Regions from separate parts of the Homo sapiens genome. Here region 1 is linked to region 2. Evidence: chromatin loops called from intact Hi-C (ENCODE). Cell type or tissue: CD4-positive, alpha-beta T cell. All regions are shown on one strand. Links, peaks and the distances in the headings refer to the core of each region. The heading gives the core; the rest is flanking DNA.

Region 1 (8,348 bases), core at 170-8,169, 47 kb after region 2:
GCCTACCAATTTGCTTCATTTTTGACCTAGTATGACCACCTCCAGGGATCAGAGAGTTGTTAGGTCTTCATGCCTATTCAATACCAGGATTTTCTACAGAGACTGCCAACAAAGGTGCAAATTTTGATGTTCTCTATGTCTTTTTCCCCTTAATATGAGCACTTATGCAATATGGACTCAGCTAAAACTACTTGACTTTGAGTAACTAGTGATATAGCTAAGGTCAAACTGTTGCCTTAAATAGAGAGTTCTGAATCAATGGAAGCCTCTTCCTGGAGGTGTGTACTTGGATATGTGACCTGATTCAGTTTTATATCTTTGGCTGAATGACGCAGCAGGGTCTAGCTTTTGGAGGACAGCAGCTCAAAGGTATCTATGTTGTTTTTGAAAACATGAGAATTATACAGGGAAAATCACTGTGTTACCTCAGGTTTTCTAATAGAACCTGAAATCAGATGCATATATTAATAAATTTGCACAGTTAATACCTAACCAATTCTCATTGGAACATTTAAAAAGTCTTTGAAAAAGATCTTGCAATGTATGCTTCACCTTAAATGTCCTAATAAAATGCCCTACTATCAGTTTTGTATTTAATCCCTTTATATTTAGTTTCTTATTCCTCTTTCCAAGAAATGGCAGAATGAAGGATAAGAGAAGGTACTTATAATTCCAGGTGTTTGAAGACACTTGTCTTGACTCTTCGAAATGAGAAAGTGGCAAGTGTTGTTTTTTTGTGTTGGGCATGTCTCTGTGGAGCAAAAATAAGGAAGGCAGCAGAAGTGGAAGAGGACCAGATTTAGAGAAAGAGGTTCCATTCCCATTGCAAGAGCTTGAATAACTTAGAAAAGGTTTCTGCTTAAGTGGGCTGAAAAGGTAGATATATTTCCTCAGTCCTGGAAATGTAATTGAATCAGCACTCTAATGAATACATTTTTGAGATATTTCAAAATCTTAAAAAGGAGTCACTTCAACTCTCAAACACTACTTATCACTTCAATCTTTTTTTTTTTCAAATAAAAAGTACTAGGTTTTTTTTTTCTTTAAGTGAAAAGTTAGTGCTAACCACTCAACACAGAAATTTTATTTTAAACATTTTTTCATGCTCCAGGAGTATAGTTATAATTGTTAATTTCAGCAGGCCCATTCTTACTATAAAGTTTTAGCACGGTTTCCTATGAGCTGTATAAGGCATGACCAGATTTGTGTTATTTGCCCAGTATAAACCTAACTGTAGGCAAGAATTGTTAATTACACAAATAATATTAACAGTGTGACTATTGCCACACCCAATAATTTTCTTTTTTTCTTTTTTTATTTTCAGATAATTGTCTTTTATATTTAAAGAAAAAAAGAAAAAGCAGTTGATTACATTTATACACAACTTTCTTCTTTGTCTAAAAATTTCACCTTGTCAAACACACAGTATGGAAAGTTATAGATATGGCAATAAGGCTTGTATAATTTTCTATTTTTTAAGAATTTGCAAACTCAATAATTGCAAGAAAACAGTAGCCTAAACTCTCAAAGCAGATTTAATAATAGTGTACTTTACTGAGGTCTCTTTTTGGAAGATTTTATTGCTTAAAAACAATGTAGTTCAGGACAACTACTAGAATACTAAAAACTTGATTATTTACAATTAAGTAACACTGGTTCAAATATTTTATTTCTTTTCATTTTGGATTATTTTCATCATGTTTAATAGCAACATCAGTGAAGCTGCCATGGCATAATACACAATTTATTTTGGAATAGCATAGAAGCTCATCTGTATAACAAGAGTTAATATGGTGTTTCAAACTCTACAAAGTTTACAATTTTATTATGCCAAAAATTAACATCAAAACTTTGTCAAATTTAGGGAAATTTATATTGGTGGAATGAAAGTTTTAAAAAATGGTTGATTTCTCTGCTTAATTCCATACAGTGTATACTAAATATAAATAATTTCATGTATCTAGTCATGTAAAAACTCACTGAATCCACATCATGTACAAGACAGTTTCATGTCTTTCCTCAACTGGCTCACATTTCTAGAAAGGTGATAAGATGAAGCACAAATAGGCCGGGCGGAGTGGCTCACGCTTGTAATCCCAGCACTCTGGGAGGCCGAGGCGGGCGGATCACGAGGTCAGGAGATCGAGACCACGGTGAAACCCCGTCTCTACTAAAAATACAAAAAATTAGCCAGGCGTGGTGGTGGGCGCCTGTAGTCCCAGCTACTCGGAGAGGCTGAGGCAGGAGAATGGCGTGAACCCGGGAGGCGGAGCTTGCAGTGAGCCAAGATTGCTCCACTGCACTCCAGCCTGGGCGACAGAGCGAGACTCCTAAAAAAAAAAAAAAAAAAAAAAGAAGCAGCACAAATACAGTCATATAAGCCAGTTAATGGGATTAGAGTTCAAAGCAGGGAGTGGTCACTTTTAGATCAGCAAAGGACGGTTTCATGAAGACAGTGCTAGAGGTATAGAACCATAAATTTCCGAAATGAAAGGGCTTTTTATTGTACAGATGAGACCAAGGCCAGAAAGTATAAAAACTTGTCTGAAGTCATGTTATAAAAATATGATAGCACTTGATTAGTTAGAATCCAGGTTCCATGACTTTTTGTCTAATGGATCTTTTAAAATAGTGGCTTTACTGAAGTGTAATTCACATACCATAAATTTACATTTTTAAAGTGTAAAATTAAACATTTTTTAGTATATTTATAAAGCTGTGTGACTATTAACATTATCTAACTTGAGAACTCCAAAAAGAAACTCTGTACCCTTAAGCACACTTTCCATCCTTTCCACCTTGAGGTGTCTGTTAGGGCATTTGTCCCATTTTTCAAGTGGTTGGTTTGTTTTCTTACTATTGAGGTTTTTTTGGTTTTGTTTTTGTTTTGTTTTTTAAGTTTAAACCCTGCCTTTCTGTCTCCCTTTCTTTCATTATACTTTAAGTTCTAGGGTACATGTGCACAACGTGCAGGTTGGTTACATATGTATACATGTGCCATGTTGGTCACACCCAATAATACTGATAGAATTCTTTAGATAATTGTGATAAGCTGTCACTTCTGATTTGCATTGGTCCTACCTGGAAGTTCTCATTCTATTGGGAGTTAAGAATAGGAAAAACTAGTAATGATAGACTATTAATTTAAAAAAATGACAAAACATCATCTGTAATTCTATTGTTTAAAAATGTGTAGAGTTAGAAAACAATGAGAAAAGATAAATACTAAAATGCTACTAACCATTATAAATGAATCAAGGGGGATTTGAGAAAAAATTTAGACATAAATAGTAAGAAAATAAAAGTACTAGGAATGTCTTCAGACAAATTTGTAGCGATAGCCAGACAACATAGTACACTCTTCCCCAGAGAAAATTAGCATATACTGTATAAATTCATGTGGATATTCATGTTGTACATATACTCCAGAAAAGTTATATGTAAAATATATGAAGTTCAAGAAGAACACTTTACTGGAACATGGTTGGTCCAAATCATGATCATCTCTAACTGTAATACCAAGTGTCAACCTTAAAATGCTAATGATTGACCTCAAACTCCTTAATTTTCTATATAGTCCATCCCATAAATAATATAAATTTCTAATAAGAATTACTAAAAAGTATATTTATATGTTTCTAATGTTTTAAAAGTCACACAAAACAAAATGATTTGAATTGAGCAGGATTGTAGCTTTTTCCATTTTTATTAAACAGGGCTTCGTGTTTTTGGTATACAACTTTGAAAGGTTTATGAAAGAATTTTAGAGATCAAAGGGTTAGAAAATTAACTGGAGGTTCTATAGGGATTTTGTGTTAATCATCAATGTATTCAAACTGGGGTTAAATACTTTTTTCTTTCTCAGATAAAAATTCAGAATGTTTAGTGTAGATGATAAACTTATTTTAAACAGGATTTTTTTAAGCAATTAATAGTTTGATCTTTTTATCTCATTTTAGAATTTATTGTGGACACACAGCCTTTATAAAATGAAAATAATTTTAGAATGTCACCATCAATTTTTCTTTACTGTTACTTACCTGTTTCTTTGTATTGATTTTTTTTTAAGTGAAACCACATTGCAAATAGTAATGGGCACCACAAGGAATTACAATGTATTTTTGTGATTAATAGATGGATAGATTCCCAATCATAGTCCTGGTCTCAGTTCCAACAATCCAATTTGTGCCTTTTTGGGAAATATTCATTTGTTTATGGCATACCTTTCTTATTGTAAAATATAGGCAAAATTGTTTCACTCTTTTAAAATATTAACATAATTAAGTCAGAGTATTTTAAAGTACTTGGAATAAAAGCCTACAAATATACTAACAAGTGGCACAGTCCATCATCCTAAAAAGAAAACATTGAAACAGTGAATATGAGACTAAGTAGTGGACTAATATTGTTATTTTTCAACTTTCTAGTGGCTTATTCTGAATACCTGTTATGCCTCAGACTTTTTAAATTGTGCTTTCTTTCAAGGATGTTCTATGAATTATTTGCTGAATTTCTTGGGCATTTTAAATAAAATATTATTGCTTTCATTTTGTTACCTAGTTTTTCGTGAGGAACAATTAATTAAAATACACAACAGATGAAACAATTAGATTTCCTTTACTTTCCACACAAAATTGGTTTACGGAACTTCGGCATTTTACTGGAGCAATTAAATTTCCCAGTATGAATACATTTAGCTACGAATTTAACAGCTCATAAACTAATGCAAAAAATTGTCAAATTACTGGGCCTAAAAGTGGCTTAATCTATCTGTACTATCTTTAATTATTTCAAAGGTCTTATGAAGAAGGTTCTAAGGAAGAAGAAAGGTAGCAGGAAAAAGAAAGGAAAGAAGGGAAAGAGGAAAAGAGAGAGAGAGAGAAAGGAAGAAAAGGAGGGAGGGAGGGAAGGAAAGAGAGAAGTCATTTGGCATTTATTTGAAAGTAGAGTCAAGCTTGCTATTTGGTGGCAGAATTGCTAACTGGGTGTAATAAACCACAACACAGACTTCACAGAAATGTTATGTAGTCATCTTAGAAGCGAGAAGTTCATTTTGTGGTTTTAGTTTGAGATTATAGCTGCTTTCCTACTTAAAGTAGGAATTAGACCCATGGAACTCTCCATTATAATTTATTATCTCATTCTGAGACTCATTCTATCTAAAGCAGATGCTCGGCCGCTTATGTTTAGTAGTTCATGGGGCCTCTACAGTAATATTTGGGGATCAGCAGTAACATTTGCTGTCATCCTTTTATACTCATGAAAAAATAGATGTTAAGATAGCTAAATGACTTGCTCAAGGTGATATAGCTAGTATTTGGGCCTGAACCCTAAAAAGCATGCATGCCATTGATTGTAATAAGATGTGTTTTGTAAGCTAGTACCATACAGAGTACCTGGCACCTGCTTGTCATTCAGCATATATTTGCTGAATGAATTAATGACCGTAAGAAATAAATTCTTCTGTACCCTAACACCACAGCCTTTCTGTTAAAATCACAGTTTGTCTGTCATTTTGCCTGATCCGAGGAGGTTTTTATATTCTTTAAAAAACTTTGGAAATGGGATGTCTTACTCTTTCTTATTAGAGTTATGATGCTTCATACTAGTTGTAGATTCAATTCCAGGTTTATATTAAATATGGAATTAGAATATTGAGTTTTTTCCCTGATAGGAAATTTTAGATTTTTGTACATGTTTTAAAATCAGTATTGTCATGGTCATTTTAGAAATATATTATGGCTTTTCTTTAAGGCTGGGTCTTTATTGAACATGTAGGGAGCCAGTATGTTCAATTTCATAGAATTTTCATGTGAGCATTTCCAACTGTGCCTATCAAAGGTGGACTAGACTTCCTGCATCAGAATCACCTAGGTGCTTGTTCAAATTCAGATTCTAGATTTCCAGGGCCTAACCTTCTAGACTTTAAATTAGTTTCAGGACCACTGATCTATAAACTAAGATCTGAGGACTATAGACACATTTATTTTCATGTTTGTATAAATATTCTTGAAAAGAAATGAGTTATAAAATTTTTTAAAATCTCAGTTGCCATTTTTATTAGATTATAAGAAACTCATACTGGAATGATAAATCAGTTTGGATATTCATAAAATAATGACTAGTGTAAATCATGAAAATGGTAACTGGGGAATGAAACTTTGATACATGCTACAACATGGGTGAGTCTTGAAGACGTTATGCTAAATGAAATAAGCCAGGCACAAAAGGACAAATATTGTATTATTTCACTTTTATGAAATACTAAATAGCAATATCTTCGTATATGTATTATGATCTAATCATCATCAAATACTTGTTTTTTTATAAGTGCAGGTAACTGACTTGGGACTGAATATAATGAGAAGGGTAACACTACCTTCATATCATCTTATGGTCTACTTATAGAATCAGAATTAATATATAGATAAGCAAATATGTAGCAAATGAGAATTTTTAAAATGTTACATATTATCAGGGCTGAAGAAATTCAAAAGATATGAGAAAATCTTTGATGAATTTCAGACTCTGTTTTGGTGTTGTGGTTAATTTTTCACATTTAGATAATCATTGCTATCAGTTCTACTGTGCCCATACGTTAAAAAAAATCCATTTTCACATTTATTTCAAAGCTGTTTGCTACTTCTAGTTTAATGTTCCAATATTTGAATATGAAATTATATTACTGAGTTTAATGTGACTAAAAGTAAGCAGGAAAAACTGATATACTGTTAGTTTACATACTTTTAATTAATACTGAAAACATTCATTTTTTATGTGTGGTAAGATTTCTAAACTGTTACTATGACACTATAACCCATTGCAGTGCTAGTGTGTCTCTTGACTCATATGAAGGGAATAGCTTAGCACCAAAGCCACCATTCAGAACAAAGAGACTGTCTTGGAAGGTGATATGACACTAGGTCATTATGTTACTTCAGCTGTCTCTAGCACTAAAACATCTAGAAGCTGTGGTCCTGAAAATTAACTTTCTGGATCAAGATAGTTTATTAGTTGGCAGTTAAGAAATTCTGCATGCATTCTCCAAAGCTAAGGTTAAGGTAATAAAGCAATTGAGCTTTTCAGCACTTAAAGAAAGGTGGAGGTGAAATGAAATAGCCATTCAAAACAGCAAATAATTAATTGAGTCTCTTTGTTAACAGGCAGGAGGTCAAGTACACATAGCCACAGCCATGATACAGTCTGCATTCTAAACAGCTGAGTCTTTGACTTGAAAGTGACTAGATTGGATTTTTGGGAACTATTTCAAATGAGATATTAATTTAGAAGGGTAGTTATACAGCTTGAAAGGTACTGTAAGAGATTCAAATGGTCATTTACCATACATTTTGTCTTCTTATTTCTATAGAGTTATAATTTTGACTTTCCTTTCTTTTCCTTTTATTTTTTAAACTCATGTTATATATCTGTTTTTAACTTATAACTAAGAATTCTACAGTAGGATAATGATCATGTGATTAGATCAGTGTAACTATGAATAGATAGGCTTGTATATATTAAAAGTTAACAAAAATGAAATAAGATGCTCCAGGAAACATTTGAATTAACTACATATTTATCATAGGACTCCTCTGAACATTGCATTTATATTTTTAAAGACTGGAATTATAAGGACTTAAGGAATTATAATTGTAAAAGATGAGATGTTTACAAAATTTTTCTCCTACGTATAACACAAAACAAGATAGCAGTAAATAATTGTGTTTAAAATAGAGGGCCAAAAGCAAACTTGCATATTTTCTAATTGACAAATAATATCTGAAAATAAGTGTCCAAAATACACAGAGGGTGGTGCTGAAGAAAATCTTTGGGAGGAAGAATAGGAAAAGACCTGGAACATTTCTTGGATGGGGATGTAAAGAATTAGAGGAAGACATCTGAGTGCCAGTGAACAGCCTGGAGGGATGGGCATTGTGCTGGAAAAAGCAAGGCAAACAGATGGCAGCGGTGAGAAAGAACTGATAAAGGGTGGGAGAGACATGGTATGCATCAGTAAGGCTTTGGGGCTCTATATTTTAAAACGAAACTGAATCAGAGGATTTTGTGAGAAGTATTTACTTGATTTCATATCTTTTTCAGAAAGGCATTTTATTTTAGGTAATACGGTTAGACTATTTAAAAGTTTTAAATAGAGTTTAACACTGTTATGTAAATCAAAATATCTATCCATGTGGTCATTCCAAAGCATGGTGCCATTGCCTACAAACCCACTCTAATGTGGATTAGATCCCACATATTTCATACTGGAGATCTTTCTTAATCACTGATGTTTGTGCCCATGTCTCTTGGCAAAGCTCCCATGTTAGAGTGAAACGAAATCCCCAAGT
Region 2 (8,348 bases), core at 117-8,116:
CAGTAAGATGAGGTTGACTCCTTCAGTAGTTTCAGAAATGTGTTGCTGGATTGAAGTGGCTGAAATTATAGCTGGTATGGAAAATGATGAGCAATACATTGAAATACCCAAATACCTTGTTTTCTAACTATAACAGTCATTTCATTTTCTTCTAACTTGGTAGGCTTACTATTTTTAGATTCATGACAAAAAAGCCAGAAGACATTTGACCATCACTAATGGACTGTAGACATTGATAGGGTAATTTAGGTAGTCTGGATGACTTCAGTGAAAACCTTTGGATCTTAGGTTAAAACAAATCTTTGAAAGTTGATTCCTCTCTGGTCAGAGCCACCTGATGCAAAGAAATAGCTACCTGTATCTCTTCAGTGGCTTACTAATAGTTTGATCTAAATATGTCACTTGACCTTTTTATGTTTCCATTTTTTCACCTCCAATATGGAGAGAGTACTTCCCTAGAGGGCCCAACCACCCACAAGAGCACTTTGAAAAGTGTGAAGATATTGCCGGCTCTCATCTCTGTTGCTCCCAGTGAGCTGAAACCAGATCCTTCCCTGATGTAATTCTCTGTTTGACCATCCTTGAACTATGTCCCATGAAAGCTGTTAAACTCTGTGTTGTACCTAGGTTATGCAGTGGTTTATGGAAATTGGATCAATGTCCATGACTTTTAAATCTATTGAGAACTCAAGCAATAAGTGACTATTTTATCATGACAGCTGATTTATAACTACTTAGAAGAATCATATTTGTTCCCATTAGTCATGTCTGGATAGTTTCTGCAATATTTTTAAAGCAGTATTCTTTTAGAAGGCTAATAGATATTTTATGTAAGTATAATTTTAATTGATGCACTATATATTCTAATCCATTAGATGTATTTCTGATTTTCTTAAAAGGGAGGTTCAGAGTCCAGTGACATTTGAAGAAAATCTTATTTTGCAGCTTAGTTTTCACAGTCTTGCTCATAAGATTTCTTCCTTATGTCAAATCCAATCATTTTATATGCAGATGTATGTCATTTATTCTTTTAAAATACATAACCTTTTCTTTAGCAACATAGTGTGATATTAAGAGAAAAGAAAGAATGCAAGGAAAACCATGGAATACTAACTAAAAGTTTGGTATGTTAGCATCATCTAGAAACTGTTAGGGAAATGACTTCTTAAATAATGAGGCCCATCTTGAAATTCAACATAGTTTATTTTTTTAGAGAATCTCCTTTTGATGGTGTATTTAATAACCTGTTATGCAGACAGTCATACCATCTTCATTAGAAATAAACTACATAGCTTTTTCTTTGCATAAACATTTCCTCAGAGCTGTTTGCTGTTATCTTTGTTTAGAAAGAAGATGATTATTAAGTATATTCAGCAGTAATGAGATTTCCCTATGCTGATTGCAAGATCTAATTTGTATAATATGTAGACTGAAGAGTGGAAGAGAGAGAATGTGGGAGAGTCCAAGGGAAAAGTTTCATGCCAAACAATATACAGTATTTGCTGTTTATCACTGACCCTGTGCTCAGTATGAGTGTGCTTAATCTCATAAAATATGACAGACTTACCAAGTTAATGGTTATTAGACTTGTCAATGTAAGTCTACTTTACCAAGCTTTGGCTAACGTTGAAAAAATCTCATTTAAATTGTTTAATTTGTGTAGGAAGGTTGATTAACAATTGTTATACTATTATTCTTTCGTTTAAATTTATTTCTTCCATTTGTTTTTGAACTTCTTAAACTTTTAACCATATGAACCTTGAAACTATACACTTCAAGAAAATTTATCTTAAAATGAGTTTTAAGGTAAAATATATGACTTATTTTTAACCCATGAATTTAAATTTCCTTATTAAATGTTTCATTTGCTTTTGCCTTTCATTTTTCAGGAATCATTTCTCCTAGTCTGTCTTTCTAAGTTGTCAAGCTTTTGTGATTATAAACAATAATACCGCTTTAGTCTGTGAATTTAGATTTCGTCCTATTCTGAGTCTTCTGCCCCATGAAATGTAAAGTTGAGATTTCTTTGTTCTTCATTTAGATATATCAAGATATGTGCCTGAATATTGTGTAACACATAGAGAAACAGTATTAGACTTCCCTGTACATAGTAGATACTCAATAATCTCTACCATTTATCAGTCGAAAATGAAACTTGCATAGTAGTCATTTTTGCAAGCTCTTCACTGTGTCTGTAGACCAAGAGCATTTCTACCCTGTGTACCTCCAGAATCCCCTCCGAGAAGAAACCAGGAAGTTCCCACTAAATGACTTTAGCCGTCCCAGTGACAGAAAATGGTCTGCAGTTTCATTCACATAAAATTAGTGTTTCTTTTTCTCTCTGCCTCCTTCCCGCAACCACATCATTATTGAGTCATTCTAGTCATTTTAGATTGTGCTATTTTATCTGTGAAATTCAGTGAACTAAATATTTTTAGATATTCAAAGAACAAATAATTGTGATGTATTTTGTAAAATATATAACATCACTAATATTATTACAATACATAAGCAACACAACATCAGCCTTCGTTTCTCTTGTATCTGTCTAGACCCTCAAGAGAATTCAGCAAATGAGAACTCAGCCCTTACCAGTGATATACAATATTGTTTGTTCTCTACCATACTGAGTTGTTTGTTTATACCATGTATCAAATCCATTTGAGAAACTGCAGTGGGCGTTGAAGTGGCTCTTTATAAGCAATAGATCAATAAACAGAGTGGTTAATCTGTGGTGAGTTAGCAGTTAGAGACTGCTAATGAAGTTACACTCATTCTAAGATGTCTTTCAGTGGGAGAGAATGTGACAAGGACAGAAAACTTAAACTGGATTATCCAGAGAGATAAAAGCAAGTTATGTTGAAAAAGTGTATCTGGTTTTATTTACGTCTTTTGTAAGGCCCCAGGTAGCTCAAGAGGCATCTCTGACTTACACAGAAAAAAAGAGGAAATAAAAAACCAGCATTATCTACCCCCACATTACACTACAACTGTATACAACTACTTAATCCTTTCTTCCCCTGCAAAAGAAACTAACAGCATGCCAAAAGAAATCTTGACGGGTTTAAGAGCAGTGTGGGGATAATTTCAATAATTTAAAAAGATGTTGCTTTCTGTAATAAAAATTGATTCCATTTCTTTTATTTACTTGAATGAGTGCTTGTTGTAAACACCTTAAATTGAAATGCATCTAATTTATGTTTTTCTGAACTACTTGATTCAGTGTTTTCAAGTACATTGGTGTTGGAATTTCCGAGCTATTTATATGTAAATGGAAAGTCGCCCATAATTGGCACAGGGAGAGGCTGCTAGAAGCCCAATAATCTAATCTAAATTGCACATTTTCCCCTCTCTGTTATACACTCATAATGGCATTTGAGGGCAAATAGTTTGATCTTTATGTCAACATCACTCTCCTCTACAATAAGGGGAAGCAAAGGGATACTTTGTTTTAAGGATTAAATGGCGAAATTTTTCTGTGACACGCCATCTTAGATAGAGCTGCCAGGTTTTATAGGGAGCAAAAAGATATCATTAACTTCTAACTACTTGGATTAGGAATTGAAATTATTTGCTTCAGGTAGTAGAATGAAAGTAAAATTACACAATGTAGTAGAATGAAGGTAAAATTATACAATGTAGTAGAATGAAGGTAAAATTACACAATGGTTGTGACTGTTATAGACTTAGTTTTACCAAATTCTATTTTATTTTTAAAAATGTGTCCTACTTGAGAGTTTGATAACAATGACACTAAAACAATTCTTCTGTTTTCACATTTTTCCTAATTTGTGTGTGTGTGTGTGTGTGTGTGTTTAATATTAGCAAAAGGATCTATCAGATAGAGAAGAACATTTAATGATGTTAAACACCCGGGGAACTTGTTATATGCCTATTATAAATCATGGACTGCTCAAACTTCAAGTAATCTGAGAAAAAGCCACCTGAATTCCAAACTCCATTCCTGAGGAAACAATGTTAAAACAGATTTAAAACAATGTTAAAACAGAATTAGTTAAAATGAGATTCGTTATTCATACCATTCATTCCATGTATCTAGCCATCTATCCATTCATATATTTCTTCAATAAATATCATGCCCAACTAGGCTTAAGCACTGGGCTGGATGCAGGGAGTACAGTAATAAGCAGGAAACTCATATCACCCTCCCAGAGAGGACTGTCTTGTAATTAGAGGTGTAAGCCAGGTTACATGGTGGAATGAAAACTACATTAAAATTTTACCTATTTTTTATTTTCAGGGGCTTCATTGCTCTGCCTTTTCTAGATGTTTAAGAATTAACCATTTAGGCGCAACCTGTTTTATTTAGATGGAAATATTTCTAATATATGACCTCTAAACAGAAATATTGGATGTAATCTTTATGCTTTCAGGATCATAGTTTTGGATATTACAATAGCTTGTTTAATTCTGATAATTCTTATTGGTAAAAATGACTTTTATTGGTGTAAAACTCTAGGATTTACCAAGATTAAACTTTTTCTCATTTAATCTTCACAACAACTCTAGGAAGTAGATGACATGGCTAACCACATCTTATGGATAATGAAACTGAATCTCAGAGAGATTAAGTGGTGAGCCACTTTACTTGTTTACATCACCTGCCTGGTGCGTATAGGCCCCTGAGTTTCTGGTTTGTTCAAAGTTCAAAGTGCTGTGTTGGAAGCTAAGAAGTGGTATAACTGACATATTTCAGATGATATGGGGGATGAGTATGGTGGGAGGAGGGAGTAGGTGAAGGAAGGAATGAAAGAGATAGATGAACCATTTCCATTCCTATTTGGAGAATCTGATAATTTGGTAATGGTTATTTGTAGGTAACCAAAATTTCAGAAGTTTTTCTCTAAAATATGCTGATTTCAATACTCCCTTAATTAAGCCTCTTGTTTTCTTTTTGACAAAAAATAATCATAAACCCTGAAAATGTCTGATATGATTAAGGAAAATTTGAAAGACAAGTAAAAATATGCAAGTTAAAGTCAGGGGTATCTTCTCTCTGCTATTTTTCTTTCTGCACAGGTAAATGGTGCTAAAGTTGTTTATGGATTATATGTTCTAGTTATTTGGTTGGTATTAAAGAGTAAAGGGGCTTCTAGATGTGTGATAGTTATTGAAAGGATAAAAGCCAGGGAGGAGTAACAGGGTCAGGATTTACCCTTCTACAAAAGCAACAACAACAATAAAAAAGGGCAAAATATATGAAACAAGACTCTGGGCATCAGGCACTTTATCAATATGTTCCCTGGGAGATGGGAAACAAGGTGAGCCTTACCATTGTCCCAGCTTACTTTCAAGATGCAGCATAGAAAGGAGGAACCAGACAGAGCACAGAAGACTACCTGGGTTGAGGTGATGGAGCTGAGAATCTGGGAAGACCAAGGCATTTGGAGTTCCTAGGATAAAGTAGGAGAGAGAATAGAGAAAAGGGCTGCCCAGAGAGCCTCCTCTAGAGATCTGCCCCCTCAAGTAGTCAGCTGAGTCCTGATCAGCTGATGTGCCTGAGGAAACTACTCGACTCTGGAAGGAAAGAACAGGTGTTTACATAAGTCAAAACTTATCCAGTTGTACACTTTAAATATATGCTATTTATTTCATATTATAGCTTAATAAAGCTATATTTTTGAAGGGTAAAAGATGCATTGCTAAAATTTTGCCCCAAGAATTTTACCTATCTTTGCTTCAACCTGCATTCTCTATTTCAGTTTCTTCATATGATAAATTCTTGACTCAATTGAATGGTAGAATTCACACGGCCAATATTTCAGATCTATTCATTTGTGGGTTTAATATGGTCATCTACAAATTACTGATAATAGTTTGCTTTTTCTTACTTGTGTCATGAGATTACAGTTGAATATATACTGGACTATTCACCTATTTCTCTAAATTAGTGATTCTTAACCTTTCTGAAGTTATTTCACCTCTTGAAAATTTGATGAGAGTCATGGACTCCTCATCCATAGCAATGCATATGTGATTCTAAATGGTTTCATAACTCTCTAAAGCCCATACATTAACCACTACATCCCCGTCATTCATGAAGTTTAAGAATCCATAATTTGAATAAACTTACAATTTTTGTTTTGTTTTGTTTTGTTTTAAGATGGAGTTTTGCTCTGGTTACCCAGGCTGGAGTGCAATGGCATGATCTCGGCTCACTGCAACCTCTGCCTCCCAGGTTCAAGTGATTCTCTTGCTTCAGCCTCCTCAGCTAGGATTACAGTTGCCTGCTACCACACCTGGCTAATTTTTTTTTTTTTTTTTGTATTTTTAGTAGACAGGGTTTCACGATTTGGCCAGGCTGGTCTTGAACTCCTGATCTCAGGTGATCCACCCACCTTGGCCTCCCAAAGTGCTGGGACTGCAGGCATGAGCCACCGCTCCCAGCCCATAAACTTATAAATTTATATTTGTTTGAAAGGAGCATTTTGAGCCACGCTAGTCTAGATGATTTGTTTATGTGTTTACCAAGATCATGAACAATTGAATATCTAAGTATTATTTAACAAGGAAATGATGGCATTTTGTGAGTGCATGTGTGTTTAGCTGATACAGAAAATGTGTGAAATAGAAAGCTTACTTTCAATAATCCCTTACATTACTGCAGATGTTAAGCAAGTACCAGAACTTGCCTTCAGGACACTGTTAAGAGAAATGCGAAATCTCATTAGGCCCTGCTTCGCACATCACATCCTCATGTCCACAGCAGCAAATTCGCGGGGTCTTCTGTGACCATGGAATGCTGTCAACAGTTTTACTGCTACATTATGTATGACTTCTTTTCTACTGAGGGCATGAGCAGTTGGTAGAGAGCTGCAAAGGTGAATTTGTATTGTGTCCGGTTCATGGCTCAGAAATGAGTTGCATCTGCTCTGTGTATTTGCTGTCTTTCTCATTCAATTTCACAACATTTTCCCATAAAAAAAAGAAAGGTTAGCATTAATAATGAATGAAACTTATTTCTGATCAGAGTTCTAGGATTTTTTTAAGGCCATGTAACGTCTGTTATGCAGTGGGTTGGTGAAAGGATCAGCAGATTGGTGACGGAGCAATTGGATGTTATGACATGAATTAGTGACCTCTCTGCTTCTGTTTTTAGTCCTGAAGCTATAGGATATAGATCATCCTTGAGAAGAGCCAAAATTTTTTGTGAGGGTAGATCAGTGTTTCTCATTTTTGTTTTTATTCCAACATTTGCAAAGGGGTATTACACATGTCCATCATAACCACAGCTACTCACTAAGATTCTTGAGGGAGCAGTGTATCTCGGAACATCTGAGGAGGAGTAGAGTTTCAAAAGTCTTCTCCTTTCCTAACACTTCTTGGGGTCTTGTTTATTTTCTTGCCCCCAGGCTGAAAAAACACTTGTAAAGATTGACTTGCAGCACTGAGTCTGTAGGAAAATCATGGCAACTTAAAGCAAACATTAAGCTGGGGTTTTGTTTCCTTTGTTAGATTGATGGGGGCACTTCGTTCTAAGGATGTCACTGATTCTGAAATTATGATGCCAGAGCTACATTTCTGCTATGCCCAGCCTGCATTCACTCATACCACCCTAGTCTTAGGAATTTTTATAGCTAAGCCCATGACTCCCCCATACTTAGGCAGGAAATATGAGATTTAGAAAATGGCTCTGGCTTCAGACTAGGATTTGTTGGCAGAACAGGGCCAGATTTGGTTCACTTGGAAGAAGGGTGGCATAATGCTCAGCATAGGTGATTCTACTTAGGAAATGTTGATTGATTAGGGTGAGTGATATGGTTTGGCTGTGTCTCCACACAAATCTCATGTTAAATTGTAGCACCCATAATTCCCACATGTCATGGGAGGGACCCAGTGGGAGGTAATTGAATCATGGGGGCGGGTCTTTCCCTTGCTGTCTCAGGAGATCGGATGCTTTGTTTGTTTGTTTGTTTGTTTGTTTTGATATGGAGTCTCACTCTGTCACCCAGGCTGGAGTGCAGTGGTGAGATCTTGGCTCACTGCAACCTCTGCCTTCTGGATTCAAGCAATTCTCCTGCCTCAGCCTCCTGAGTAGCTGGGATTACAGGTGCCTGCCACCACCCCCAGCTAATTTTTGTATTTTTAGTAGAGATGGTGTTTCACCATGTTGGCCCGGCTGGCCTCGAACTCCTGACCTCAGGTGATCCTCCCACCTTGGCCTCCAAAAGTGCTGGGATTACTGGCGTCAGCCACCGTGCCCAGATGATCTGATGGTTTTATAAAGAGGTGTTCCCCTGCACAAGCTCTCTTGCCTGCTGCCATGTAAGATGTGACTTTGCTACTCCTTCATCTTCTGCCATAATTGTGAGGCCTCCCCAGGCATG

Evidence for each region. A loop is a pair of places that touch in the nucleus more often than their neighbours do. Peaks named below come from ENCODE experiments on the same cell type or tissue, not always from the same donor. Only the 100,000 strongest peaks of a DNase experiment are listed, where the experiment ranks them.
Region 1: a loop joins it to region 2, with 2.7 times the contacts of the local background. A loop is called at or near these places in 4 of 110 quality-filtered maps.

What each region holds. Positions count from the first base shown.
Region 1 is chr7:110,974,234-110,982,581 of GRCh38, reverse strand. The region is part of intron 3 of IMMP2L (inner mitochondrial membrane peptidase subunit 2); the gene reads left to right. Among named protein-coding and RNA genes, the nearest start is that of LRRN3, 110 kb to the left of the region's middle. In CD4-positive, alpha-beta T cell, for the core only: no CTCF peak of the experiment used is centred there; a DNase peak (open chromatin) is centred at 4,991.
Region 2 is chr7:111,021,481-111,029,828 of GRCh38, reverse strand. The region is part of intron 3 of IMMP2L (inner mitochondrial membrane peptidase subunit 2); the gene reads left to right. Among named protein-coding and RNA genes, the nearest start is that of LRRN3, 65 kb to the left of the region's middle. In CD4-positive, alpha-beta T cell, for the core only: no CTCF peak of the experiment used is centred there; a DNase peak (open chromatin) is centred at 4,638.